Linked DNA regions of Mus musculus: all the other regions are linked to region 4. A link is a loop called in an ENCODE intact Hi-C map of the cell type or tissue named here. Cell type or tissue: heart. All regions are shown on one strand.

Region 1 (4,000 bases), 1.1 Mb before region 4:
ACTTATCCCTAAGCCAGTTTTTATGATGGTTAACAAATGATTTTTATCATTTATCACTTTCTAACTTTAGGAAATTATTTTCCTGTCCCTGTTTGTTGATAGATTTGCATCATCTTGATCTCGTGGAGGTTTGCTGAAGACTAAGGAAGACTGTTCCTTGTCATCGGTAATCCTGATTCTCTAGTGGAGAATCCTTTCCTAGGCGTCTGCGTTGCAGTTGGTTTTGACCTGGTTTTTAAGTGGTTCTAATTTACCCCATGTGTTCACATCTCAGTCCATTTGGGTCTTGCTCATTTGTCAGGTAGAAAGCGCTCCTGTCTGTCCCTCAGAGAAGAACCTCACCAGATGAGTAATTAAAATTCGGGGTACTGTTTTCACATTTTGTTTGTTTGTTTGTTTAGTGTGTGAGTGTGTGGAAGTCTGAGGAGACCTTGAAAGAGTCAGCCATCTCCTCCCACCATCTGAGTTCCAGACACCTTCACACACAGAGCCATCTTGGTGGCTCTTGGGTACTCTTGAAACTTCCCTTTGAAATCATTATTCTTCATAATCAAATTTTATATAGAGCAAACCTCAACGCCAATGAAAGCCGACGACTTTGCAGAGAAAGACTTTGTATTTCTAATTTAGCCTGTATCTTTCTTTCCCCCTAACCACTCCCCTATTCCTTAAGTCATAGATTCAGAAGCCAATTTAATATTAGAGAAATGAATTTTGGCCAACAGGGTCAAAGTGAAATAGAATGTTAAGGAAAAGCTCTTGATGGCTACAGCAAAACCGCAGTGCTGTGTGGGCATTGGTGTCTACATTCAGTTTTGTTTTAGGGCTGGACATGCGTAGGTACAGGGTAGTGCTGGCACACAGACATGGGCAGCAGACAGGTTACCAGGCTGTGTGCCCCAGAAATCTTAAACAATCTCTGCTGAGAAAGTTGAAGAACACTGAAGTAAGTTTACTGACTCCATCAACGCACTTGCGTCTTCATACATATTCATGCGTATAAGATTTCAGGGCTTCTGATACATTTTTGATTAAGATATACACATCCCAAAGCTACACACATGGGAACAGGCCTTTCCTCTGTGATTATCTTTTCAAATGCAAACTATGAAAGAAGTATTATGGAATTGCAGGTCATAGGATCTCCAAAACTTCCATAGCTGGGGTGTCCAGCTTGGTATCAAAACTATTCCATTTTCGCCTTTCATTTATAGCCAGGACGTTGAAGGCCACAGCGACATCATCGATCTAACTCTAACTATGGAGGAATGTAAGCAGAATATAATTCCCAGAGTCATCATTTGGCCACAGTAATGTGGTAACAGTTGTTCAGAAATTAGCCTGTGTGTTTTTTATTGTGTAGCTTTGGAGAGGCATGGCACAGCCCCCATCTGCCTCCCCTGACTGGCAGAGGCCTGACTCCTCTTGTTGAAGCAGGATTTCGCAGGCTCTAAGAAGTTCAGAGAATAACAACTAGGGAAAAGACAGACAACCAAACCCTCTTGCTCTTAAATTCGCAGCCCTGTCTGGCTGTTTATGGTCTGTCGTGAACCATTACAGAAGAGCGAGCTCAAAAGCAAACTTGGATTTTCAAGAACAATAGCCACTGGAGTACATTTAGGGATTGTGTTCTCATCGCACTGCATTCCCCAGGGAGAAGAAACTGCACAAGTCGCGTGTTTGTTGTTTTCCTTCAATATAAGTTTTACATAAAGCAGAAATGCTAGTCTGTAAACATGAGCACTTGTCATACACATTATGACCAGAAGGTGGCGCGGTCTTAACATTGACCAAGGACTGTCAGCGGCAATGTTGAATCTAAGCAGATTTATTTATAAAGATAACTGCTTCTTGGACTCTGTATGTTTATTTATGTTTTTGTGACTGTTCACAACTCATACAATATCTTTTCCATGTCTGGAAATAGGAAACTGCTTATTTTTATTATTTGCTCTCTTTGTTCTTTTAAACACTCGCACATGTGTGCAAACAACAACCACACACACACACACACACACACACACACACACACACTTGATTTGCTAGTTTTTTGAGACAAGATCTCACGCTGCAGCCTAGATGGCTAGGTAACTCATTTTGTAGACCAAACTGGCCTCCGACTCGTGGCAATGACCCTGTAGTGTCCTGAATGGTCGAATCACAGGCATGAGCCTTTATATCTAGACAAAATGAAATCTAACTATTTAAAAATCGTTTTTGTGATATTTTAAAAACTTTTTGTGGTGTTATGGATATGCCTGTGCATACTAGGCAAGTCCTCTAGTGTATAGCTCTTTTCTTCATCCTTATTTTGCTTTATGCCTTAGAAAGATTTGAGTAAAACCCTAATTATTTCCCCGCAAGAAGCAGTTGGTTAACAAAGCCTACAAACAAGCCTACAAAACTTGAGTTTTGCATATGTGTGATATGTGACTATCATATGAAAAAGAAACTACCTTTATATCCATTCACCAGGAAAGTTTAGTTGTTTTTTTTTCAATTAACAAAATATACATGTGTATTATTTTTAAAGAATGGCCAACATTTCAAATATGGCAAATACTTGATTTACATAACATTTCTCTATACCAAAATGAAATCTAAGAGTGGTTTTGTTTTGTTTTGTTTTTTTCACTCAAAGAAAGGAAAGATTATCCTTGGGTTTTGTGAAAATGAGTTTAAGAGACACCAGAAGCTTTGTCAGTGATGCTGAACAATGATCAGTGTTTGGTCACAACCAGCGCACGTTAGCAAACGTCGCCATCTCTTTTGAAACTGAGAAGGGAGGTTTCTAGAATTAGGCAGCTTCTAACTAGGAGTAAGATCAACTTGTGTGTTGTGCCGTTTTGAATGTGTCTCTTCCTTATTCAGGAGGGAGACTGAACACACAGCTCCTTGTTTTCCGATGCCCCTCGGTGTAGTTCTGTTTCCCAGTGATTCGCTGTTTCCACGCTTGTTTGTTCTCAACAAAAAGGGTTTCGTTATAAGCTGTTCCTGGCACTCAGACTTGGGGCATAAGTTCTGTCTGCCTATCCGTCCGAAAGCCTACCCGAGCCTGGGTTTACTCCCAGCTTTCTCGAAATGTGTCCGGTAGAACATTTGTTGGGAAGGACAACCTCTCTGACTGGGCTCCTTTGTCCCTTATTCAGATCACAAAGGTCCTCAAGATATTTGAACCGAATGGTCACTCACTCAATATGGAGCCCAATGAGGAAGGCTGAAGGAAGTCCGGGGCCTTTCATCACGGCAGACTCCAGAAGTAACGACTCAGTCCTCCTAGTGTCTCCTTCCCCTGACTTAAATTTCCATCAAACAAGCAGCACACGAGAAAAGACATCACCAAATAAAGTACATTCTAGATATTTGTTTTTCCAAGGTTTGTAAAAACCAAGACCTTCAAGAAGCCTAGTGGCTGAAAGCTAAAGATAGAGGATTCCTTTTTCATTTAAAAAAAAAAGCATTTTAAGTTTATTATTTAAAATAAATAGAACGGTTTTCTCCAGGGATCCCATAAGTTTTGTCTTGCACGTCCTAACCTGACTGTTTGTGCTTTAGGACTGATAACAATCACACTCTCTTCTCCTTTTCTCTGTGTCTGTCTCCACTCCTGCTGTAAAAAAGAGAAACGAGAGCTTCACCTCACACTGGCCCTAAGACAGTTTGACTCTTCCCTCAGGGTCCTGAAATATCCTAGCATATGCCTACTCTGGCATAGATCAGAGGACAGCGGGCTCTGGGGACACCATATGGCCACAAGCCTGCATGTTACCCAGGGGCATACTGGGGCTTCAGGTACCCCAGCCAGCCTTCGATGTGATGTGGTTCTCAAAGCTTAGAGTTGGACCCAAAGAAACCCTCTGAGGATGAAAGTCCAGTTTATACATGGCTGAAAAGAGTTTCTCCATCCTGAGAATATTTCAAAAATTTACATTATTTCGTCATGAATTAGAGCCCCTGGTGCCTTCCAATGAGGGATAAAGGCTGCTGGCTTCTGTAAGGG
Region 2 (4,000 bases), 480 kb before region 4:
TTTTGGAAAATAGTTACAATTAGCTGGTGACACTTTTTAAGACAAAGTAATAATTCAAGTCATGTTGTTCTAAAATTCAGATAATGTTGATGATTCCCAACTACCATTTAAAAAGTTTTGTAATAAATTAGAGGTTGTAGATTCTTTTCCAGTCACTAGGACTCCACTAGTAGTGAGTAGTTATTTAGGTTTGCAGCACCAGGTGTGTTCCACTCATGATGAACAGATTTGTGTCAGAGAGCTGTTAGTTACCACCAAGGTATGTGTGCACTAGAACATCCTCAGGGTTACTGTGGCATGCTGGTTAATGACTGTGATTTATAGTTAGCATATCTGGGTAGAACTGTTAATTGCCACCCTCCTTTGGAAACTTGCATGATTCCTAACAACAATCTACAAATCTTTTTTCTTATACCCACAGATAAATACAGCATTCGTCCCTCATCAAGAAAATGTCTCTTTGCCATAGACAGAGACCATTGTGGAAAACTACAACTAATCAAACTGCAGAGCTGTAGAGCCCAGTGGATACATCTAGAAAACACTCTCACATCTAAGGGTCAGGGAACTGAAGAGGTGGTGCGAAGAATATAAGAGCCAGAAAATCAGTGAGTTTGCTGTGATATTGTGTTCCCTAGGAACATCAAAAGCTACACCCATTAAAGGCTCACCAACACGACTTTCAAACATGAGCTGACCCAGGGTGGTACCAGTAATCATGTTAAACTGGACTGGGAAAAGCCCACAAGGCTCAACCCTATGTGAAGGACTACAGAAAAGAGAAGAAAGCTGGTAATGGGAGAGGTGGTCTTCACAGGGAATAAGACACCAAATGGTTGATTGTCCAGTGCCAAAGGCCAGTCCTAAAAAACATACATACAAGTAGCATCATATGAACTGAACAGGTTAAATTTAGAAATACAGAGGTATATGATACATAAGCACAATTGCAATTAGTGTGACAGAGGCGATGAATTTGAAGGGGAAGGGGAGGGAAATATGGGAGTATTTGGAGGAAGGAAGGGAGAAATTTGTAATTATATCTTAATCTTAAATTTTTAAAAACTATTTTTGAAAAAAAGTTGACTTATTAAAACTCCATATATGTAATGATCTCAAAACAATCCTAAGTGTTATTCATTTGACAATCTTTCATGTGTGACTCCAGTACCTCATGAACTGGTCGTTCACAGCTGTGTATTGTGGTCCACCTCTCTGTGACCTGAGTGGCAGCACTGTGACCAACCTGAGCAGCGTAACTGAAAATAAACGTCGTCTATTCTATTAGCATCGGTTCTTAAATTGCCTACATATTTTTGAGCTCTTGCGTTAAGTAAAATGTATAGGGGGGGGGGGGACATTACGCTTACGTATGTGGCTCGGATGATTTCCCATCGGGCAGTGCTGACCTGCAGGGTTGTAAACACGGGGATAAACTCTGGGGCTCTGCTCCCCCTCAGGGATGTTAGCTCAGTACTCACACGGAAAGTCTGCAGTGAAAATTCCAGCTGTAATATTTCCCAGCGGCTAGACAGCCAAAGCTAAATGCCTTTTTCATTGCTCTCCCTGCTGAGTCAGTATTCCCAATATGTAAAAGTCATTTAAACTAGCAGCGTTCGACAAAACTTCCTTTTCTGTCTTATTATCCCACTCTAACTTTGGACCACTTTAATGCTCAGAAAAAGTGGGTTGTTATATCAACTGCTTTAATTTCTATGTTTGTGTTTATTTGAGGGTTTGGCCAGAATGGACTTATTTATGTCCACCCTGTGAATATCTGATACCTGCAGTGGCCAGAAGAGGGCATCTGATCTCCTAGAACCAGAGTTACAGACGGTTGTAAGCAACCTTACTTGTTGATATTGGGAACCAACGTGGTGTCTTCCACACAATCAGTAAATATTCTTAAGGACTAAGCCATGTCTGAAGCCCTACAGTAACCGTTTAATTCAGGAAAACTTAGTTACGTTCAGGATAGCTGCCTGTGAGTGTGAGCTGGGTATGAAACCACCAGACAGGCTTTCTGACCTGATCCTCCCCCACCCCAATGGTTGCAATTACACTCAGCCACAGCACTTTGTATAGGTCCCTTAACAAGTTCTCTCACAGACAGGAATATGCTCTGTTGTCAGTAGTAATCTCAAAAGTTGTAACTTTGTCTCCATTCAGCACGATGGAGCTTAAGTAATTGCAAGCACTGAACTGTGTCATCCTCTGAAAAGATGCCGCAGAAAAAAATCGCAACAACTTTCTTGTTCTATGAGAAGACACCTCACCCACTCCAGCATGGCATTGCCCATCCCATCCTCAGCCTGGGAACTGTGGTTTGGGTCAATAGCCTTATGCCTGCCGTGAAGAATAGATTTGTCTTGTCCATACAACAAAATATTGTTGTTATTCTAAGCAATGCTTTTTGATGCTCACCTTCTACTCTGAAAAGCTTATACTATAAAAGCCAGTCAGTTCACACTTGGAAATATATGAAACTTAATTTCAAAGAAAGGAAAGAAAACTTCGGAAGCCCTAGCAATCACATTTTCTCTATGACACTTCTGAAATGTTGCCTGTGGGAGGCATGGGTAGCGTTAGTGACTGGGCAGAGTCATTAAAGCAAATGCAGCCTTGTTAGGGTAGACAAATCCGTGTATTCAGAACTGTACCCTCTGGTCTAGGATTCCCTGCTTACCACCTGATTGAATAACGGTGGGGATTGATTGACAAGTGTGACAAAGGCCACAGGGCCATATCTCTGTGATGTGAACTGATGGCTCTGTAAAAGGAGTCCTTTACATTCAATATACCCCAGTTAACCCGAGGATCTGAGATTCGTTTCTGTTCCTGTTTATGTTTACCTCCTCTTTGTGACTAATGCAGAGCCACCGAAGATTGAAAATACTTTTACTGTTCCAATGGCCAAGTGAAATATTTACTTTCTGTAAACACTTGATTAAAAATGTTAATATTCTATTTCAGTAAAATGCATCCTAGGATCTATGGCTCCACAGCAGATGGTCAATCTTCTCACGTTCCTGACACATAAACAAGTTAATACACTTTGTTTTTCTACAAATGTAATTATTAAGAATCATTGTTATAATATTAACTAGAAGAAGAAAATATTAAGGCCACAATTTACATTGCTTTCCTAGTCTCTACAGCAACAAATTGTTTATTCTGAGTCCTTTCTCTCTGTCTCTCTCTGTCTCTCTCTCCTCTCTTTTCTCTCTCTCCCTTTCCTCTCTGTCTCTGTCTCTGTCTCTCTCTCTCAACTCAAAAGTACATAAAATGAGATATCATTGCCTAAGTTAGATGTTGTCTTTGAGGCAAAATATCTGTTGTCATTTTTTTATATATTGTTCCCTTATTTAAAAAAAAATGAGTGTGTTAGCAAGTGCAACAGAAGTGTGAGGCTTTAGTTAAATGTGCAGAATTTCCGTAAGTAATATTTGAGTTGTAGTTTGTATCAGGAATAGGATTTACATGGCAGTTAATCTAGGAGTACCAGTCATCCAAGAATTCTAGCTTTGTCTTTGATCAAGTCAAGTCATTGTCAACTTTAAACAAATGATTAGGCTAAATCGCTATTCGATTGCCTTTGGAGAAATTTTACGATTTAAATGGGCCTACATCTGTGTAGAAGGGCACATTAGCAATAAGCAAAGCATGAACAAAGTAACATTAGACTGAAACCATCATGTATAACATCATATTATTTAGGTGGTTAACAGAAGCAAAAACTCCAATAATTTAATTACAACTATATTAAAACTTAATTAGAAAATAAGTTAAATAGTCAATTACATGAATCCATAGCACTTAATACTGTAGCTGTCATCAAGTACATTAAGAATGAATTGTTAATATTTTCTACTGTTAATACATGGTTAATTAATGATTAAACAGTGTTTTACTGCTCACTCATGAATGATTTATTACAGTTACTTAAACAGTTTCTTACGTGTGAGGGTCTTAAATAGACCTCTTAGCCCTGCTCTCCACT
Region 3 (4,000 bases), 750 kb before region 4:
CGCGGCTGTCGACTTGGCTCCACTTTGTCGGTTAATTTTACGCCTGCACAAGGCGATCTCTGCTCGCTCGCTCGCTCGCTCGCTCGCTCGCTCGCTTTCTCGTTCGGGTGTGTGGCACGGGTCCTTAGCTTCGAGTGACATCTCCATTTCTTCTTTTTCTTCTTCTTTTCGCTCTTTTTTGTCGTCTCCCACTGTCTTCCCCGGAATGTGTTTCCGTGTGCGTCCCCTTCTACCCTTCCCTGGCCCTGTGCCTCTCCCCTTCTATTTCCCCCACCCCGGCATGTTCTCAAATCGTCCCCCGGTCCTCCGTTGACCCTGCTCTTCCCACCCCCCGTTGTTATTTTGGTCGCTTTGTGTTTTGCCTTTTGCCCGTGCTTTCCTGCTTGTGTGTTTGTTTTGTGGTTTCTTTGGTGTTTGTCCCCCCTTTTTTCTTTTTTTTTCTTTTTCTTTCTTCTTTTTTTTTTCTTTCCTTTTCTTTTTGGTTTGGTTTGTGTCGCCTGCAGCTGCAGAGCAACCTCTTCGCCAGCCTGGACGAGACGCTGCTGGCGCGGGCCGAGGCGCTGGCGGCCGTGGACATCGCGGTGTCCCAGGGCAAGAGCCACCCTTTCAAGCCGGACGCCACGTACCACACGATGAATAGCGTGCCCTGCACGTCCACGTCCACCGTGCCGCTGGCGCACCACCACCACCACCACCACCACCACCAGGCGCTCGAGCCCGGTGACCTGCTGGACCACATCTCGTCGCCGTCGCTCGCGCTCATGGCCGGCGCAGGGGGCGCAGGCGCGGCGGGAGGCGGCGGCGGCGCCCACGACGGCCCCGGGGGCGGAGGCGGACCGGGGGGCGGCGGTGGCCCGGGCGGCGGCGGCCCCGGGGGTGGCGGCGGCGGCGGCGGCCCGGGGGGCGGCGGCGGCGGCCCGGGCGGCGGGCTCTTGGGCGGCTCGGCGCATCCGCACCCGCACATGCACGGCCTGGGCCACCTGTCGCACCCCGCGGCGGCGGCGGCCATGAACATGCCGTCCGGGCTGCCGCATCCCGGGCTCGTGGCCGCGGCGGCGCACCACGGCGCGGCGGCGGCAGCGGCGGCGGCGGCGGCGGGGCAGGTGGCGGCGGCGTCGGCCGCGGCGGCGGTGGTGGGCGCGGCGGGCCTGGCGTCCATCTGCGACTCGGACACGGACCCGCGCGAGCTCGAGGCGTTCGCCGAGCGCTTCAAGCAGCGGCGCATCAAGCTGGGCGTGACGCAGGCCGACGTGGGCTCGGCGCTGGCCAACCTCAAGATCCCGGGCGTGGGCTCGCTCAGCCAGAGCACCATCTGCAGGTTCGAGTCGCTCACGCTCTCGCACAACAACATGATCGCGCTCAAGCCCATCCTGCAGGCGTGGCTGGAGGAGGCCGAGGGCGCGCAGCGTGAGAAAATGAACAAGCCGGAGCTCTTCAACGGCGGCGAGAAGAAGCGCAAGCGGACTTCCATCGCCGCGCCCGAGAAGCGCTCCCTCGAGGCCTATTTTGCCGTACAACCCCGGCCCTCGTCTGAGAAGATCGCCGCCATCGCCGAGAAACTGGACCTCAAAAAGAACGTGGTGCGGGTGTGGTTTTGCAACCAGAGACAGAAGCAGAAGCGGATGAAATTCTCTGCCACTTACTGAGGAGGGTGTGAGACGCCGGGTGGGGCACACTGGGGAGCTGAGGGGTGCGTTTCTGGGGCTCCCTCTGGCCCACTTCCCCTCATTTAGACTGTCCGTTATCCTGCCTGCATTTGGGGAGTTCCTTTTCTTGCCCTTCCCTCAGCTCCACTCTGCACCCGGCCCTAGCTGTCCCCCAGCCTAGAGAACAGGGGTGTGGGTGTGGAGAAAGTTTGGGATGGCAGGAGAGAATGGGGGACGTTTAGGTGAGCAGGGCCTGGGGGGTGGGGGAGAAACGCAAAGACTGGAGCTGGGGGGGTTTCGAGAAGCAGGATGGTTCTGGGGAGCAGGGTGGGAGGGAAAGATGGGTGAAGAACTGGGGATCTTGACCAGAGACACTTACAAAATCATCTGGGGACCAAGGAACTATGTACAAAGATAAAACTACCAACCATCACCAAAAACAAAACATAAAACACTAGACAAATAAGGGGGGGGGCAAAGATGCTTTAGGAACTTAACTCCTGGGAGCAGTATTCTGCAGCCTCGTTTACCCCCAAGGAAGAGAAAGCAGCAGTACCATTACTACCACCGCCCCAACTTCCCAAGCACAAGTGAGTCACATAGGAAATCTATCAGCCTGCACCTTGAGCTTCCGGGCAGAAAGCTAGTCCTGTGTTTAACTTTCCCTTCTAAAGTCTCACACCTGCACCCTCTTTGGTTTATTTCCTCTCTTCCAAAGAGACTCCAGGCTTGGCTTCCACTCAGCATCTGGAGCTTAGCTTACATGCGCTTGGGGAGGCTGCCTGGTCATTCACACCGAATCTTCATTTCCCAGGAGCCAATGGCCTCAGTCTTGTGGTCTTGGTCAGGTCTTGAGGCAATGAGAACTCAAAAGACAGAAATTAGGTTCTCCGAAAAAAAAAAAGAATTTATTCTGGGATAATTAAATGACCATACCTACAGTAGGGTTTTACTTTTATAATTTTCTTCATGGATCCATGAACAAATTATCTGACAGTGTCCCCCCCCCCCCATCCTACTTCTAGAACTTTAGAGTGCCCTCTGTTTTTTTTTTTTTTTTTTTTTTTAGTTCGGATTCAAACTCTGCCATCGCACTTATTAAGAGAGGGTGGGAGATCTTAGGGAAGAAACTTGCTTCCGTTTCCACTTCTCTCCACTGAATACAGCCCATCTCGCTCTTCTAGGTCCCTGTCTCCCTCCTTTGGAGAACCGTGAAGTTGTTGAAAAGCTGAGAAGTTTCTGCTCTCATTTGGGGGCAGGAGTCCCATGTAAGAAAAATCACCTAAAATCCCAGAAGAAAGGAAGAGATTTAAAGATTTAAAGCCCCTCCCACCTTGTTCGTTTCAAATAGGTCTGCACTTACCTGGGGGAAGGGGAACAGTGTTTCCCTGTTGTTGTTGTTGTTCTTGTTGTTGTTATTCAAGGATCATTTATTACCGGGGATAAATGTTGAGTCACAAAAACTTCAATTTGCACTATGAGTTTCCAAAATAGAAAATCATGTGTGATATTTCATACTAATAATCCAAGCTGCTGACGGATTTTAAGGAAAAATTTTTTGAGAAAGACAGTTTGAGAAAGAAAGAGAGAGAGAGAGAAATGTGGTTTAGTGAAATGCCTGCTTTGTTGTGTAGAAGATCCCCTTTGGATCTCATGTGGAGATGGTCTGTTACTATCATTTAACCATAACTAAAGATGAAAACGGAAGAGATAAGGGGGGAAGCACTGTTTAACAAGACTGAAATCATGCATGGCTCGAAAGGTGCAGAAAGAAATGTGATTAGGTCTCACTCTGGGTAGGCGTTGTTATTTATTTAATTATGTTGTATGTCATTGTTTGCAGCACAAAACATTCTATGCATTTGAAACTGAGCACTAAACTGGGCTAGCTTTCTGGTAGACCATTTTTTTGTGGATAGTGTGATTTCACAGTCTACTGCCTGTTTCCACTGAAAACACATTATTGTAAATATTTTCTTTCATGCACAGGCCCACACACAGTGGTTACAAACTGCCAGTGTTAATCCTGAAATGTCTCACTGACTGATCCTCCTGTCCATGTTGTGTCTGCAGAGCTCTCTCCTTGGTTATGTCTTCGCTCTATTGCCCCCACCCCCACCCCACCCCATCAGAACCATTTCTGTGCGCCAACATACAACAGGGAGATGTGTCCCAGTCCACTTCCAAATAAAACATGACTGAAAGAAGAGCAGTTTTATGATCTGGGTGCATTTTTGTGTTTATATTGAGCCAAGTCCTGGTAGGGCCGGTCAACAAATGAGAGAAAACAACAAAACAAAACAAATAACCCACACCAAACAGAAAGCCTCAACCAAACTTTAAAATCACGCAAG
Region 4 (4,000 bases):
ATTTGTCATCTCATGATGCACAGTAAAGATATGTGTACCAAATCAAACCAATTCGTCAAATTCTAGAGTATGGCTTGTTCCCGAGCCTTAGAGATGCATTTCCCCCATGTCACCTTCACACTGTGTCTTCAAACAGATGCAGCTGCGACTTGCAATGCTGAACCTTGTGTCACACTCCCTGGCCCTAGTCTGGCCCTCAAATACGCAACCATTTCCTGTACACGCACTGAAATGACAGTGTGGTCCCTGGGTCCCTGGGGATGATCAGACACTGCGCCACAGCAACCCAGTGGCCCCGGTCACTTCTGGGAAAGGTGGTGACAGTGGGTCCCACTGCGTTATTCCAGTCTCTGAGCAGCTGTGAGCGATCACTGCCTGGAAGCCTATTGGACATTGGAAGGAGGATGAAATAACTTTTTAAAACAAAATATTAAAATTTTATAATTTGGGGGGAGGGGCAGAGAAGCAGCCTGTATCTTGAAGTAAAATCTGGAACAAGACTTGTGGCTCTAAGATGTTATTCGAGTTTGGCCACATGAGGGCGCTGCTCTCATTCTCCTGCAGAGCTTGAGGCTATTCTCTTTCACATAGCCCTGGCCTTGCCATGGCTCACAGCAGACCCGCCTTCCTCCACCTTTGTGAGTTTACACCTTCTTCTACAAAGCAGCCTGCAGACAGACTGGACCCGTCTAGGAGTCCTGCCTCCAGCAAAAAAAAAAAAAAAAAAAAAAAAAGATGCCAGGCTTAAAGCTTGTCACTAACCCGTCCTCTGTGCCTCCAGATGATTAACAGCATCAGCAGAGACCGGTGGTTGGTTCAGTTTATCCAAAAAGTGTTGTGTGTCTCCTGCAGCCAGGCAGCACGACAGGTCTTAGGAGGACACACACCTCAGCACAGATCTTAGCACAGTCCTCCACATACTGAGGTGATGTACAACACTGTGCAACAGTTCAGACAGGCCAGGCTGCCCAAGCAGTCTCATCAGTGACTACCAGAGCACTGAAGGGAGGCTTAGAGAGAGTTGTCGGAGCAGTCAATCAGAGCAAGGACACGCACAGAGGATCGAGAACAAGAGAAGGCTGGAAACGCTGTGTAGCATACTGATAAAGAGAAATATCAACTAACCAGACCTGCCAGAGCTCCCAGGGACTAAACCACCAACCAGAGAGTACACATGGAGGTGGGGGTAGGACCCATGACTCCAGCTGCATACGTAGCAGAGGATGACCTTATCGGGCATCACTGGGAGGGGAGGCCATTGGTCCTGTGGAGGCCTGATGATCCAGGGTAGGGGAATGCTAAGGCAGTGAGGCAGGGTGGGTGGGTGGGTGGGGGAGCACCCTCATAGAGGTAGGGGGAAGGAATAGGGGGTTTCCAGAGGGGAAACTAGGAAGGGGGATAACATGTGAAATATCAATAAATAAAATAACCAATAAAATGGAGAGAAAAGAAATAACATAATATTCTCATAAGTAATAGACCAGATACACCTTGGATCTTCAAAATTGTACGGACATGATTTCATTAAACCAGCAGCACCCAAAAAAAAAAAAAAAAAAAAAAAAAAAAAAAAAAAAAGCCCTTGTAACAAATATACACTTAGGGCCAACGTTCCAACCTGTGACAATAGACACCCAAATAAAACAAAGGGCAGGAAATTTGTTTCAAATCTGACAAGACTGACTGGATCCTTTGCCTATTTCCTGCGGAGTGAATCACAGGGCGATGTTAACTCAGCCTGTGATCTTCAGGTGAGACAGTGCTGTGTCTACAATAATAGGAAAGAAAGAAATTCAAAATAGTATTTTTCCTTCCTACAGTCATCGTAGATTTAAGCTGACGTGGCTGGAGAGTGTAAGGACATTCTACTGTGTTAGGAAGAGCTTCTCCAAGCACCGGGAAGGCAAAGCCTTCAGATCACAGCTCCTCTGAGGGGCAGCACTTCCTCATCGACACTGGTCACGAGGGTCATGGCTGCTCACAGACCAAGGCAGCCCGCACAGCACAAAGCCCCAGTCAGCAGGCATGGCAATGGGGCTCGGGGAGCCAGCATCAGTCAGCACAGATATGCGCAGTGTTTGCAATGACTCGGAGTCAGGGCAGTGTGTTCATGGCTGTGTTCATATCCTCAGGACTCAGTCATTAAGGCCTGGATTCCCTAAGCAGGAGCAGGCAGAGAGGACAAATGTAAAAGGGAAGAAAGAAGCCACGAACAAAGCAAGTACTTGACTGCATACCTTGGATTAAACAAAACCATCAGAGTTCTTCAGGTTTGAAAAGATTGGTTCTCCACTGCCAAGTGTAAGCCACTTTCTGCTCGTCCTAGGACGCTATAGAGTAATTAATACACTTACCAGAATTTCCGCTCAGAAAGTGTGACTTAAGTCCTATACCTTGGGTAGATGCTGCCCTCCTGTGGACTGTCCTGGTAGTGTGGTAAGTAAACTGCTGTGTATCGCACTGCTCGTTATCCATGTGTACCTACAATAAAATCCCTACGAATCCATCCAGAAACAGTCATTTTCACAAAACATAATTTTATGATTGCTTAGGAATAAATGTACCCAGATTTATCATTCATAAAATAATTGTCCCCTGAAACTATTTTCCAAATTGTGGATCATGATCGGCTTTTAACAGAAATGATACAGAAATAGAAAGGAAATATTAAGAAAAAAATTAAACAGGATTACTAGGGTCCTTTGAAGTCTCCAGCAAATAAAAATGGTCATTGTAAACTACAGACGGTGTACGATTGAATAATCTGAACCATTTAATCAGGAAATGTCAGGTGACCTCTCTGTTAACTTGACCATTAGCAAATGAAGTGTGGCAGGGGAACCTTAAGACTGTGGGGCACAGTTACTGCCTCCTACTGAGCAGTTTGTGTCATTTCGATAAACCGTGCATCTGATAGAATTCATGACTCCTGGTTTCAAGCCACTTATCTGATTTGAGTTAGTTCTTAAAGTAGCCTAAATCTCTCCAGAAAGACACTTGAAGCCACAGGACAAGATACCACTAGCCCCAACCCTTCCCGGCTAAACAGAATTAGCAAAACAAGTCTCTGTGCTTGGATCTTAAAAGACCTTGGTTATTAAAACCAAAGCAGCCACCCAGACGTCCTAGTGTTGGCTTTGTAACAGGCTAATTCAGTTTAGCCTGTCTGGCTGTTTGGTGGACTAAGGTGTTGTGAGCCATTCCATATCTGTGTCGGGACCAAACTCTAATCCTCGGCAGAAGTGGTCCTCATCTGTAACCCCTGAACCATCTTTCCGAAATGGTCTGTCTAGTCTGGATGTCATTTAAAACTTAAGCTACTGTAACTATTTTGCTGGCTGTTGCACAACTCCATGAAATGCTCATTACAATGAGATGAAGAGATTGCCTGATTTTTTACATGAGGGGAGGTCTTTTATAGAACCACACAGAATGATAAATAAGTGATGGCCTTGGAGAATTTGTTTTGATTAACTCGCATGCTATACGTTCTAGTGTGAGGAAATAAATCTCATTAATGAATGTTTGGATCCAACCCCGATTATCCTAGGAAAATGGAGGGAGGATGTGAAGCATTGTAAAGGATGTGGGCACCAGGATCCCGGCTTTCTTTCCTCCCCAGACATAGAGTGCTGTCTGTCACCATCTCCTTTTCTGGGGAGCGAGGTCCTATAACAGGCTGGTGCTTTATTGGGGAAGCACCACGAAGTTAGCCCCCTAAATTTCTGCCTTGAACTCTGGCGCCCCCTATTGGTTTAACAAAGTGATGCAGGGCCACACTTTATCACAAGTACAAGTCAAAGGACAAGGTGTTGTTTTGAACCAGAGACTTGGGGATTATTGTGATAAAAATCATTTAAATCAGAGATTGACCAGCACTTTCTGTAAAGTAACATTAGGGACTATTTTCAGGCTTTGAAAGCCACAGTTTCCACACCTAAAAATCTTTCCTTGCCTATAAACTGAAAAAGACCATTGCAAGCAGGGTTAAATCTGTGAG
Region 5 (4,000 bases), 66 kb before region 4:
GGTTATGACAATAATAAGACTTGCTCAAAAAATTTTGGAATGCCCATACACTGTTGTGACAGAGGCTCTGCCATCTTGTATTCGTGCTGAGTCCATTTCAGGTTTAAGTAGAATTTGATCCTCTTGATGGAGAATCCCATGGAACATTACCCAGCTCTGCTTTAGGAATCCAAAATCAAGATGCCCAAATTAACTTATCTCTGGTTCTGTTAAACCAGTAGCTTGCTTCTGTGAAACTCCCCCGCGATGGCCAAACAAGATGCCAGAGTGTGGGTTTATGTTAAAATACCCCATGCTCTGGATGCACAGGGCCACACCTGGATCCCCAAACACCTGCGTGTAATCCGAAACAGCTGGAATAGAGACTTCCAGTAGGCTGAAACTCTGTGTCTGAGTGGTCATCTCTGGTAAGCTCCCCATACTTTACAAAAATAACAGGAATAACTACATGAGTGTACAAATGTATTCATGTTTCGTTTATATTTACAATAGAGAGAATTTGATAAAATTCATCTGTATTCTATGGACAAAATTATCTACTTACGGTCACTTTTACAAATTTGTAAAAAAAATTGTGTTTTTAATTTGCTTAAAGATAATAAAATAACAAATAATCCAATGGGGTATATTGTGTATACTCAACATTTTCTGTACATTTCTTTAGGTTGGGAGGAAGGAAAATATTACTTTCAGTATAATATTAAGGAGAAAACCTAGTTTCCTAATCCATATTTGCACATATGATTTTATAGGAAAAGACATGAAATATGAAAAAGGTGAAGAGCTTTCACAGTTTTATTAGTCACTGTAGTGCGAACTTCCCATGGCCTCAAGTAAGCGTCCCTCCATCCCTCCCAGTGTCAGTCAGGGCTATCTGGTCTAATAGGAGAAAGAGCAGTGCCTATGCCAGGTCTGAGATCTCGCTAAAGCTTTGAGCTTCACACCTGCTCAGTAGAGATTGTCCAACTCCACCTGCAGTCACTTCTGAAAAATGGTCCTGAATCCGTTCACTTGATTTCCTGATTCTTCAATGGTTTAATCTCAAAACCAAATTTTGACTGCCCCAAAATTTTGTGTGCATTGAAATTTTTTATTATTGGAAAATTTTTACTATTCTAAATCCACTAAATTCTCAGAACAGTTTGCTTTGCTTTAAGCTCGTCTTACTATTTTAAAACTGAAGTGATAAACCCTTCCTGCTATTTCTGGCACAATACTTGTAAAAGTCCAATGATTATTTTTGTATATAAAGGAAGATTTTTTTATGTCTCAGGAGGTATAAGAATTATCTGAAATGCAAGATTGGATCTAACTTTTTTATTAAACTTATTAATTGGCACAAATACTTTATCTATTTTTATAAAGCCCAAAACATTAAAACAGGATCAAGTAACATATTAGGTATTAAAAGAGGTACAGGGAGCTAGAGAGGTGTCTCTGTGGTCAAGAGCACTGGCTGCTCTCTCACGGGACCTGGGTATGATTCCCAGGACCCACATTCCAGCTCATAACAGTCTGTAACTCCAGCTCCAGAGGCTCTGAAGCCTGTTCTGTCCTTCAGGGGAACCAAACATGCATCATGTGATGCACAGACATACCACGAAGGTAAAATAACAATGCTCACAAAAATAAACAAATAAATTTTAAAAGGTAAATAAAGTGCAAATAGACTGAATGCTTTATGAACAATAAAAAAGACAAAAATCAATGCATTCTTAATTAAAGTGGAGATAGTTTGCTGACAGATGAAAAAACAGTTTGGCAGATTGAGATAGAAGTCAGCTGTACGTGTCTGCTACGATTATGCTCATAGAAATGACGTAGGTGGGCCGAGTTCTTTGCTCCGTAAGTGGCTTATGCTGAGGCTTACCTGAATCTGCTGTGCTGATGTAAGAGGACCCTGCTCTGGTTCCTAAAAGGATCTACAGTTTATTCCTATCACTGCTAACTTCTGTTATTTACCAAAGTGTCTCACATTTCCGGACTGTCTGTGCCTATAGCAGCCTGGGTAGTACAGGAAGAGGGAGTTTACGGTTTAGGGGAAGCAACAGCTGTTGAATGTCTTAAGGAGGGAACCAAGAACAAAACAGACTTCTGGTGACCATGCAAGCAAGCAAGTCTAAGAGATAAACTCCTGGTGATGTGACTCATTTCTCTTTCAAGTAAACTTTGTAACTTCAGGCCCTCTAATTTTTGGCTAAATATTTAAATGCACCTTTAGTGACACCATCTCTGGACATTAAAACTTAAATTCTCCCAGCTTGCTACAGAGAAACATTAACTTCCAAAAATAACTTTGTTAATTACTTTTATAAGAAGATCTGGCGTGATCCTTTGAAAATAAATATTGTATCCATCAAACTGTCTAATTAGTTTAGACAAGCCATGAGCCATGAACATGTTTGAAAGACCAACATTATGAAAATGTTGGGTTTGCTGAATAATTTGGAGAGGGGATCAACTTGCTTTGCTTTTTGTATTGTTTTGTTTTGCTACTAATAATCATATTTTACTGCATTCCCATAAGACTTGGAATGGTCTAAAATATACGGCCAGGGATCCTTCCATTTTAGTTGAAAAGAAAAATAAATAAAGCAGTTGGGATTAAACATCTTTCAAATATTTTCTTTTTTTTTTTTCTATTTTTTGCATTCGCCTTTTCATTTTTCATTCATCCTTCAAAACCTCTAAGCACGGGCAATAAAAGTATGAGACAATAAGAAAAGAGAGAAGGCAGAAAGGAGAAAAAAGAGCAAAAAGGGAAAGAAGTAGGGAGGAAGCAGAGAGGAAGTAGGGGGAAGTAGGAGGGAGTACTATAGAATTGATTGTCTGCGGAGCCAGGTTTTAGGAGCAGCAGTAACTGATTCCAGCTAAATTAAACAAAAACCAGAAAATTCTTATTGGATGCATAGTGGGGAGTTCACAATATGGTGAGTAAACTTAGACTCCAGGGTCAAAAAGAACAGGAATGAAGAACACCATCAAGGAAACCTCCCGATAGAGATGGTCAGGCTCATAAGCTTTCTGGTCCTTCCACCATGGCATCCTAGATAAAAATACAGAATATAGAGTCAGTACAACCTAGTTTGGGATAAAGTCCTACCCCACAGCTACTGAGGACCCAGGTGCATCATGTCCATGGGGAGATCTGGAGAAAGAAGATGGCGGTACTTGTGGAAGTGATGGAATGATGGAGAAGAGAGTCTGTACAAGAAGAATCCACTTGAGTGGGGAGCAGAGAAGGATTGAGCTCCTTGGGTTTTGTTCATATCCATGAATAAAGCGCATCATATTAGGGGTTCACTTGTCCATCAGGGAAGATTCTTGGCGTAAATGACTGGCAGATAGAGAAGCAAATGTTTCTCAGGAAGTGTAATTTCAGAATAGTAATGTCACCAAAAGATGCATCTTCTCATTTAAAATTCCAACTGGTAGCTAATTTGTGTGTTTGTGGACATTATACATAGAAAAGCAATCAGAATTAAAGTTGTGTGTGAAAGTTATTGTGCAGTTTTGCTTCCTTTATTTAAACTCAATAATGGGACTCAATACCAAAACATTTTGTGCTCCTAAAACTCGGCAAAAAATAATGTTAGTGATAAATCATTTCATAATATACAGATATAAATTGTATCATGCATACACAAAATGGTTTACTCTTTTAATAAATATCCTTTATTTATTTATTTACTTATTTATTTAGGTATTTTTAAGAGTTATGCCAAGACAAGTGTCGATATAAACTGGATGAAATTTTCATACAATTACAACTAGTAGGATCCAGATTCAAATGTTTTTGTTACCTTAGTGTTTTGGAAAATGACTGAAAAAAAAAATCATAGGAATTTTTTCCTAAGTCTTACTGAAATTATAACCTCTGTTTTTACATTTTAAGTATTCTTGAAAAATCCTAAATATTTCTTTCCTCAAATCCAGTTTCTCATATACAAAATTAAAAGAAAGAGAAACTTTCATGAAGATAAGAGAATAATAGTAAGTT
Region 6 (4,000 bases), 200 kb before region 4:
ATGATTTAATAATAATAATAATAATAAAAATAATGCCAAGTTTTAAAAGGGGACATCAAGTCTTCCTCATAAGGAAGTATACTGCTGGTTCTAAAAAGTCCTGTGATTGCTCCTGTCTAAATGAAATAAGAGGCAAATTGTGGAGCAGAGACTGAAGGAAAGGCCATCCAGAGAGTGTCCCACCTGGGGATCCATCCCATATACAATCACCAAATGCAGACACTATTGTAGACACCAAGTGCTTGCTGACAGGAGCCTGATATAGCTGTCTCCTGAGAGGCTCTGCCAGAGCCTGAACAATACAGAGGCAAACGCGCTCACAGCCATCCATTGAACCAATCATGGGGTCCCCAATGGAGGAGTTAGGGGAAGTACTGAAGGAGCTGAAGGGGGTTGTAACCCCATAGGAAGAACAACAATATCAACTAAACAGACTCCTGCCCCCAGAGCTCCCAGGGACTAAACCAAGGAAAACACATAGAGGAACCCATGGCTCCAGCTGCATATGTAGCAGAGGATGATGGCCTTATCTGGCATCAATGGGAGGGGAGGCCCTTGGTCCTGTGAGGCAGGAGTGGGTGGGTGGGTGGGGAGCACCCTCATAGAAGCAGGGTGTGGGATGGGGGTTTGCGGAGGAGAAACTAGAAAGGGAGTAACATTTGAAATGTAAATAAATAAAATAATCAATTTTAAAACAAGTCCTGTGTGTTTAAGACCCTGTTGAATTGCAGAGTAGCCAGTGATAGAAATGGAACAGGATCATCCAGTGGCTCAGAGTCGTCCCATTCCCCCCCCCGCCCCGCCCCCTCCCCTCTCCCCCCTCCCCCACTCCTTCTCTGGCTCAGTGTCAGACTGAAAAGGAAGCTCCCGGTGGCCAAGGTGTGAGTGTGGAAAGGCACCTGAAAGGAAGTGAGAATTTAAGGAAACAGGAAGAAGTAACTTCTAAATTTCCAGGAATGTCTGGGGCAGATCCCGCTCTTCTATATAATGGATATAAAGTCATAAAATGGAAATTCCTGCTGCATCTACGGCTCATGTTTATCTTTGTCCATAGCCAGCTCTCCTTGGAACATAAGCCTATATTTAAGATGGAGTGACTTCTCTTGTCACCCCAGATAGAGAACTTTAGCTGCCCTCATTGTGAAGGGTAGATTCTGGTCTGTCTTTGCTTGATGCTTAAACATGGATCGGTTATTGTTTGCTGGACGTTTCCTTCATGCTCCTTCCTGTTTCCTGCACAGATCACCGCAACTCTTTCACAATCCTCTCTACAGAAGCCCAGAGCTCGTTGAATGGTGAGCTCAAAGCTGCATGACTGTCAGTCCTGGAGTTAGGAGAGATCTGTCTGATTCTGAAGGTCCCACTATTTTCCTGAACGGTGTAGGCATTTTTAATGTTGGAATAGGCTAAAATTCAAAATACAGAACTAAATGATAGACTAAATTAAAGCCCTGACTCCCACAGCAGTTGCTAGCCTGCCTTATATGAACAGCACTTATTCTGTGTTGCAGAATTGAATGAACAAACGTTTGGGCTAGTTTGAAGCCCTTCCTGAATTTCTTGTGGTAACAGAGCCTTTAAAACAGTGTAGTCAAATAAAACCTTATCACAAAAGACACCTTCTGTTAAAAATACAAGGGTATCACCCTGTAATCCTTAAAGAAGCAGTTTATTAAAAAAACAAGAAAAACAAAAACAAAAAATCAAAAAAGTTGAGATTATTCACAAAGAAGAGATGCCCATCGTCCCAATGGACCATGGATGGCAAGGCCATGGTCATTGTTCTTATTTCCTGATTTCAGAGTTCAGAAATTGTGAATGTATGTAGCAAAAACAAAGTATTTGTTCAGTGTTCTAAACAGTTACCTCTTAGAGGAGAAAACAGAATACAGCAAGTCCAAGATACAATACCCAAGGGTGTGGCCAAATGTCAGGGTGCAAGGCTAGTTTATTATTTGTTTATTTACATGGCTATGCTGTGGGAACCTCTGGTCATGATCCCTCTGAATCGTAGAACCGTGATGTTCAGGAAGAGATTTCACCCATGCTCCCACCCTGATCCCTAATCTCAGCTCAGGAAACCAGTGAGAAGCAAGCAGACAGGCCAGGATGTTTTCCTAACCTTTATCGAGGCCTTCACCACACACATGTGATCATGAAGAAGGAGTAGCGTGCCTTGGACCCTCTGTCTGCTCTAACCCATCTGATGTCACTACATCCCCTGGGGCTCATTCTTATTGAGAGGACATGCTCTGGTTTTTTGTTTTTTGGTTTTTTTTTTAGTATGAAGCTGAATGCTCACCCCACGGATCAGGAGCACCATGTACTCTGTGATACTCACATGAGTGAAGGTGAGAGAAATGTGAGAAAAACATTCAAAGAAATCACAATGACAGAGACTATGGTCCATTCTCAGGCAACGACCCTCAAGCAGAAAATAAATAAATAAATAAAAACACCAGAGAGAACACCTGAACTTTTCCTAGTAATAAAAGAAGTTACAAATGTTGGTCAGCAGAGTCTATAAACCATGACAGATTTTATGTCTAGGCCGGGAAGACAAGAGGTTGTGTGCTTTAACATCAGGCCTGCTGGTAAAAGACGATCTTCCCAAAATAGCAAACCACAGGCATTTCAGTGGTGCTACAATGTGCTAACAATCCACCCTACATGGGAAGCAAAGACAGTTGGCAGGACCACACCCTCCCACCAATTCAAAGCAAATGTGCTTTCATAGTGACCTGGATTTTAAATTTTTCTCATTTATTTCTCATTTGTCACTATTTTTAATGAGTCATTTCAGCTTTATAATATTGTAGAAGTCATCCTTTTTGAAACTTAGCAAAAACAAAAAATAAACCTGTTTTAAATGTCCTCAAAATTTAACTGAGGTTTCTAAACTTAATACCTCAAATCTACAAAACTCAAAGGATATATAACTCAAAGGATGTGATCTTATATGATTTTTGACTTTCAGCATCTAACTTTAGAAAAGTGCCTTGCATATCTCTGTACTGTTATATGAACACATAAGCACGCACATTCCACACTTCTATTATATATAAGTGTATTACCACGTATATACATAGATATGTCCAATTGTTCTTATCTATAATTCAGACCTCCCTCCTAACAAATCTCATTAATAATTTCTAAGAATTAAAATTTGATACTGAGCAGTGGCAGAAGTTTAATAGAAGAAAAATTACATAGAATTTCTTCCTATTTTTGTTATTGACTATAAAATTTGAAACCTGCTTATCTATGAAGAAGTTCTGATTCTGATAAAGTGACCACTAATGTGTTATTGCACCAAAACTTGCTTATTCAGAAAAGTGAAAGATTTTATAAACTGTTTCTAAGAACAATGACTAAAACTTCATATATATGGCCAATTATTTATACTTTCACTGTTTTTTTTTATTTATTGATTCACTTTACATCCTGATCATAGCTCCCTGGACATAGCTCCTCCCCCAGGCCCCCTCCCCTTCTTCTCTGGGAAGGGGGAACCTCTTCCTGGGTATCAACACGCCCTGGCACATCAAGTTTCTGCAGGGCTAGGCTAGGCACATCATCTCCCACTGAGGCCAAAAACAGCAGCCCAGCTAGAACAGGATCCACAGATTCGCAACAGATTTGGGGTCAGCCCCTGCCTCAGTTGTTGTGGGACCTGCATGAAGACCAAACTGCATATCTGCTACATATGTGTGCAAAAGTGGGATAAGGCTAGGTCCAGCTCATGCATGCTCTTTGGTTGGTGGTCCAGTGTCTGGGAGTTACCAAGGGTCCAAGTTAGCTGACTCCATTGGTCTTCTTCTGAAGTCCCTATTCCCTCTACTGTCTTGTTCCTGCTCCCAATTCTTCCACAAAGCCCCCAAACTTCAGTCTACTGTTAACTAAGGGTCTCTGAGTTTGTTTCCATAGGCTGCCGGGTGGAGGCTGCTAGGTAAAACTTCTCAGAGGTCAGTTATGCTAGGCTCCTGACTGGAAGCATAAC
Region 7 (4,000 bases), 320 kb before region 4:
AGCCCATGTGAAGAGCTCAGACCTAGTACTCCACACACTGAGTTCCTACTTTGCTCCACATCAGTGGGTTCTGCATGAGACCCCTGGGTTTTAGAGTTGCTGATGTCAAAGCGAATGGACAGTGAGGAGAACGGTTCTACCTCCACATTTTTCAGCACTAGTGAGACTCAAGGAGAAAGGAAGGGTACCAATCATCGGGTCTCACCTGTCATCAGGTCCCACACTACATCCAGAACAGAGAAGGGTGCCAGTGGAAAACTCTGTAGCTCTAAATGAAGCATGGGATTAGCAGTATAGCTAATATTCTTTGACCAGTGTGCCATTTTACGTGACAAGAGAAATCTGGATAAAGAAGCATTTATGGGACTGTCTCATATCCTTTGACACTGTTCTCTGAGTCTGTAATGACTTAAAGGGAAAGAACAGAGACAGCGTTTTTAGCTGCTGGGTCGTCATTAGGACAAGCATATTATAAGATCTAAAGTGATGCTATCACTCAGTACCACATGCTCTGTCGCCACAGACAGAAACAATAAGAGCAACAGCTGATATGGCCGCAAATGTAAAAGACAGCGGGTCCATTCATTTTGGCCTCATCCTTCAGTATCGTATAGAAGATGGTCTCATCCTGCTTGCCTGGGAAAAATGAGTTCTGTTGTAATCACAATTAATTACTGTGTAACTCATCCTGTATTTGGCTTGCTCATTTTTAGTTCATTTGTAGATAGTTTACTCACAGGATACAAGAATATACAAGTGGCCCTATATGCAACTATATGCAAATATAGGTTCGGTGTTTATAATGTTCACATTCAACTAGGGAAATAAAACCATGTTGTTCGTTAAGAAACTTCAAGTGTAAGATTGAAGAGGCTTCCTATTAAACTTCATAGTTACTGCGATCTGCTTCAGTCTGCTAACTGTTTTGAGCCTGGGCTCCTTTGCTAACAAATAGAATTGGTACCAGCATCTTGGTGCTTGCTGTGTATTGTGCAATGTTGAAATAAAGTAATTTAGGCATGTTCCTGAGAGCAAGCATAGTCATGGGGATCCCAGTTGGTCTTACAAAGGATATTGTTCAAGACATACTATGTGTGTGTTCTAAACAGCACAATACCGTTGAAACATTGAGTTGCTGCATGAAATAAATCAGATAAATGTTAAACTAGGTGAATAAAAGTGCAGAGCCTTTGAAATACAAAATTCTTTGTTTTTTTTTTCATGGTATTTATTTCAATCTTGAAGTATTCTGTAAAGATGTTCAATGAGAATGGCACAATAAATTACTTAGCTGTATAAATCCATTACTGGGACCACAACGGGACCAGTTTGCAACAATGGAGAATTGAGAGTTGGTAGATAATATTTTTCTAAATGAGTGATACTGCCAGTATTCCTCGTGGGACATCATAAAGAGTGTGCCTGACTTTCTGTATGGATGGACAACCTGAACTTTGTAAGTCAGGATTTCCTGAACTAGGACCTTTGGAGGAGTCTCTAGCCTCCAGTGACAGCATCACACTATGTAACAGGCTGTCAGACACCATAACGTCACTCCCTAAAGTGTCACCTCTATGGACTGTAACAATGGTGCGGCCCGGAGCATTTCAGAGCACCCTTGGGCCGCTCAAGACTCACACTGGGGAAAACGTGGAGATGTCAGCTTTAGAGGGCTGTCTATCCCTCCATCTGGATTCTGTACTCAGAGTTCACAGTCTCGCTGCGCGGCGCACGATTCAGCTTGATCAATTCTGCCATCTAGTGGACACCTTGCACTCCCGCTATGCGATCTTTCAGGTTTTCTCTGATCTAATTGAGGGGCAGGTATTGATGCTCAAACCCTGGAGTGCTGGTTGGTAGTGGGTGGGGAAAAGGAGAAGGGAGATTGTAAGCCTCTCATAAGAAAAGTCATTATTGGATATAAATAAAAAAAATGGGAAGGAGCAGTTCCTGGGGCCTTACCTCCAGAAAGTCAAGCAGTGGGAGCCATGCTGGGCTGTGTGGCTTCAGATCAGCAGAGAGAGCAGCAGGCGCAGGACCACCTGTTAAGTGAAAATCCAAAAATCTTCAAAGACCTTCCAGAGCCAAAATCCTATGATGAAAATCCCCCTGGGTTTCAACCATCTTTGAAGGCAGCTCCTTGTTAGCTGTGCCCCCTCCCTTTTCTGAGAGCTGAGTGTGCTCTGCCCCAACCCCAGACTCTAAGTTGATTTTATTTTTTAAGAAAAAGGTTATTTGTGCTCCTGCAAAGACCCAAGGAAGACATATGATTTCTAATGTAACGTCCCCCTCTTTGCAAGCTGTGATACTAAGTCACCTTATACCGTACATGAGGATACTGTATTAAACTAACAAAAATATCTTATAATTCAAATTGCTTCATTCTTTGTCAGAGAAACAATATATAGGGTTTGGAAGTGGGGTGTTGAGTGCAAAAACTGTTATTCCCATAATTTCCTTGTCTCTTCCCATGATTGCCAAAGTACGTCTAGAGTAATGAGCAGAAAGAAAAGCAGAAATGGAAGGCTCAGGTGAAGATCAAAATTAAGACTTGTTACAAATAAAAAACAAAATTAGAATTGTCTACAACGTTCTAGATGAGCCCCTAATACTCGGAGGAATGCGCACACTTGCCCTGCTTTTCAACAGAGACCAACCTGAAAAGTTTCCCGAAAGTCAGTATACAAAATGCAGAAAATAAGAACCTTCATCACACATAGTTTCCTATAAAATGTGTTATTTGTTAAATTTTAATGAGCTGGAAGAAAGTATAAAGTAGAAAATAATCCCGTTTCCGCATGCGGTGGGCTTGTGCATGCTCACACACATTTACATCATTAAAACCTTTTGATTTTCTCGTCCTTGAGTCAGTTCTTATTTTGCGCTTTCTTTCCTTATGTTTACCATTGCCTCCGGTAACTTGCAAGTTTATTAAAAGCATACCTTTTATCGCTTTTTAAAAAATGGTTCAAAATACAAAACATACTGTCTTGAAGTATGTATACATTGAATAACTAAGTAAGTTGATTTGTGCCTTGTCTCGGATCCTTATGGTGAGGATATGTGTAATCTCAAATTTAAAGCATGAAGTACTTAGCTTTTAAGTACCCTTTTCAATGTTAATGATAGACCTTCTGAACTTAATGCCCTGCCTACTTGAAATTTGTGGGCTTGGGTTTTTTGTTTGGTTGGTTGGTTGTTGTTTTGACTAACCTCTCCTGTCCCGTGCCAACCTCTCATGAGCTCTCACGGTTTATGCTTTATTTATTATACGTACCCTCTGAAGAGGTCTGATGCATGCTATATGCTATATGATTGAAGAGTTCCTAGATTTGTCCTCACAGAATCCTCCAGAGATCTTACTGGCTGAGACTCCGATATTCCTTTCATTCATTTCTATTTGTGAATCCTACACAGTAGGCATAAATTCAGACTTGAAGTCCTGATTTCTCTTGGGAGGGTTATTGATTTATCTGGAGATAAGGTCTCGTACCTTTTCCCAGGGCTGTCCTTTAAGAAAGACGCAGATCCTCTAGGCTCCCAACTGTACTGTAGGGCAGGCTATATGCCTTTCCTCTTCTTCCTGAGCCTATATTTGATTGTCAATGTCTCTGTAGTCAAAGCTCTGTGTTGTGGGTCTATGCTCTGCCTGTGGTCATAGCCCCTGACTCTCTGTACCTAGGAAGTTTCCTGTTTCTAATTTGTCTTCCTGGTCTGTCCTAGAATAATATGATGTTTTACACAGTGCCTCCTGTATGAGAGTAGGACTGTTTTTCATGGTGTTCAGTCTGCTCTGTTGCTGGAATTCTGTTCACCAGTACTTCACATGGTTGACCTCGAGTTCCCTCTTCTTTGACCCAGTGATGCTACCAATTAGAGAAAGAAAGAAAAAAAAAAGTCCTGTCCTGTCATTCAAACCCTTCAAAGCATGGAAAGTTGGTCCCTGAGTCCTGTTCCATCTGCCCTTCTACTTAAGAAAACGCTCACAGCCATCTGTTTC

What was found. Peaks named below come from ENCODE experiments on the same cell type or tissue, not always from the same donor. Only the 100,000 strongest peaks of a DNase experiment are listed, where the experiment ranks them.
Region 1: a loop joins it to region 4, with 9 times the contacts of the local background. A loop is called at or near these places in 21 of 42 quality-filtered maps.
Region 2: a loop joins it to region 4, with 4 times the contacts of the local background. A loop is called at or near these places in 5 of 42 quality-filtered maps.
Region 3: a loop joins it to region 4, with 3 times the contacts of the local background. A loop is called at or near these places in 8 of 42 quality-filtered maps.
Region 5: a loop joins it to region 4, with 4 times the contacts of the local background. A loop is called at or near these places in 3 of 42 quality-filtered maps.
Region 6: a loop joins it to region 4, with 2.4 times the contacts of the local background. A loop is called at or near these places in 2 of 42 quality-filtered maps.
Region 7: a loop joins it to region 4, with 7 times the contacts of the local background. A loop is called at or near these places in 35 of 42 quality-filtered maps.

What each region holds. Positions count from the first base shown.
Region 1 is chr14:104,811,947-104,815,946 of GRCm38, reverse strand. All of the region lies in intron 2 of D130009I18Rik (RIKEN cDNA D130009I18 gene), which reads right to left. Among named protein-coding and RNA genes, the nearest start is that of Gm24280, 160 kb to the left of the region's middle. In heart, a CTCF peak has its summit at 1,761 (motif pointing right); no DNase peak of the experiment used is centred here; H3K27me3 peaks cover 350 bases.
Region 2 is chr14:104,201,244-104,205,243 of GRCm38, reverse strand. Gm52151 (a long non-coding RNA gene) reads right to left here. Exons shown (of 2, transcript XR_003951238.1): 2 at 1,330-4,000. Among named protein-coding and RNA genes, the nearest start is that of Gm52151, 12 kb to the right of the region's middle. In heart, a CTCF peak has its summit at 1,791 (motif pointing right); no DNase peak of the experiment used is centred here.
Region 3 is chr14:104,463,375-104,467,374 of GRCm38, reverse strand. Pou4f1 (POU domain, class 4, transcription factor 1) reads left to right here. Exons shown (of 3, transcript NM_011143.4): 2 at 504-1,690; 3 at 2,831-4,000. The coding sequence ends at 1,646. Among named protein-coding and RNA genes, the nearest start is that of Pou4f1, 2.6 kb to the left of the region's middle. In heart, no CTCF peak of the experiment used is centred here; no DNase peak of the experiment used is centred here; H3K4me3 peaks cover 1,614 bases; H3K27me3 peaks cover 3,553 bases.
Region 4 is chr14:103,717,414-103,721,413 of GRCm38, reverse strand. Gm35197 (a long non-coding RNA gene) reads right to left here and starts at 2,388. Exons shown (of 3, transcript XR_383715.2): 1 at 2,355-2,388. In heart, CTCF peaks have their summits at 528 (motif pointing right), 2,418 (motif pointing left) and 3,749 (motif pointing left); DNase peaks (open chromatin) are centred at 283, 2,033 and 2,353; H3K4me3 peaks cover 504 bases; H3K27ac peaks cover 778 bases.
Region 5 is chr14:103,783,295-103,787,294 of GRCm38, reverse strand. All of the region lies in intron 1 of Gm35197 (a long non-coding RNA gene), which reads right to left. Gm35116 (a long non-coding RNA gene) reads right to left here. Exons shown (of 2, transcript XR_874924.1): 2 at 2,876-4,000. Among named protein-coding and RNA genes, the nearest start is that of Gm35116, 6.4 kb to the right of the region's middle. In heart, no CTCF peak of the experiment used is centred here; a DNase peak (open chromatin) is centred at 1,964.
Region 6 is chr14:103,917,608-103,921,607 of GRCm38, reverse strand. No RefSeq gene overlaps it. Among named protein-coding and RNA genes, the nearest start is that of 4930518C04Rik, 21 kb to the right of the region's middle. In heart, no CTCF peak of the experiment used is centred here; DNase peaks (open chromatin) are centred at 1,237 and 2,067; H3K27ac peaks cover 1,198 bases.
Region 7 is chr14:104,036,803-104,040,802 of GRCm38, reverse strand. Gm41238 (a long non-coding RNA gene) reads right to left here. Exons shown (of 3, transcript XR_874926.1): 2 at 1,963-2,042; 3 at 1,196-1,849. Among named protein-coding and RNA genes, the nearest start is that of Gm41237, 3.9 kb to the right of the region's middle. In heart, a CTCF peak has its summit at 1,764 (motif pointing left); no DNase peak of the experiment used is centred here.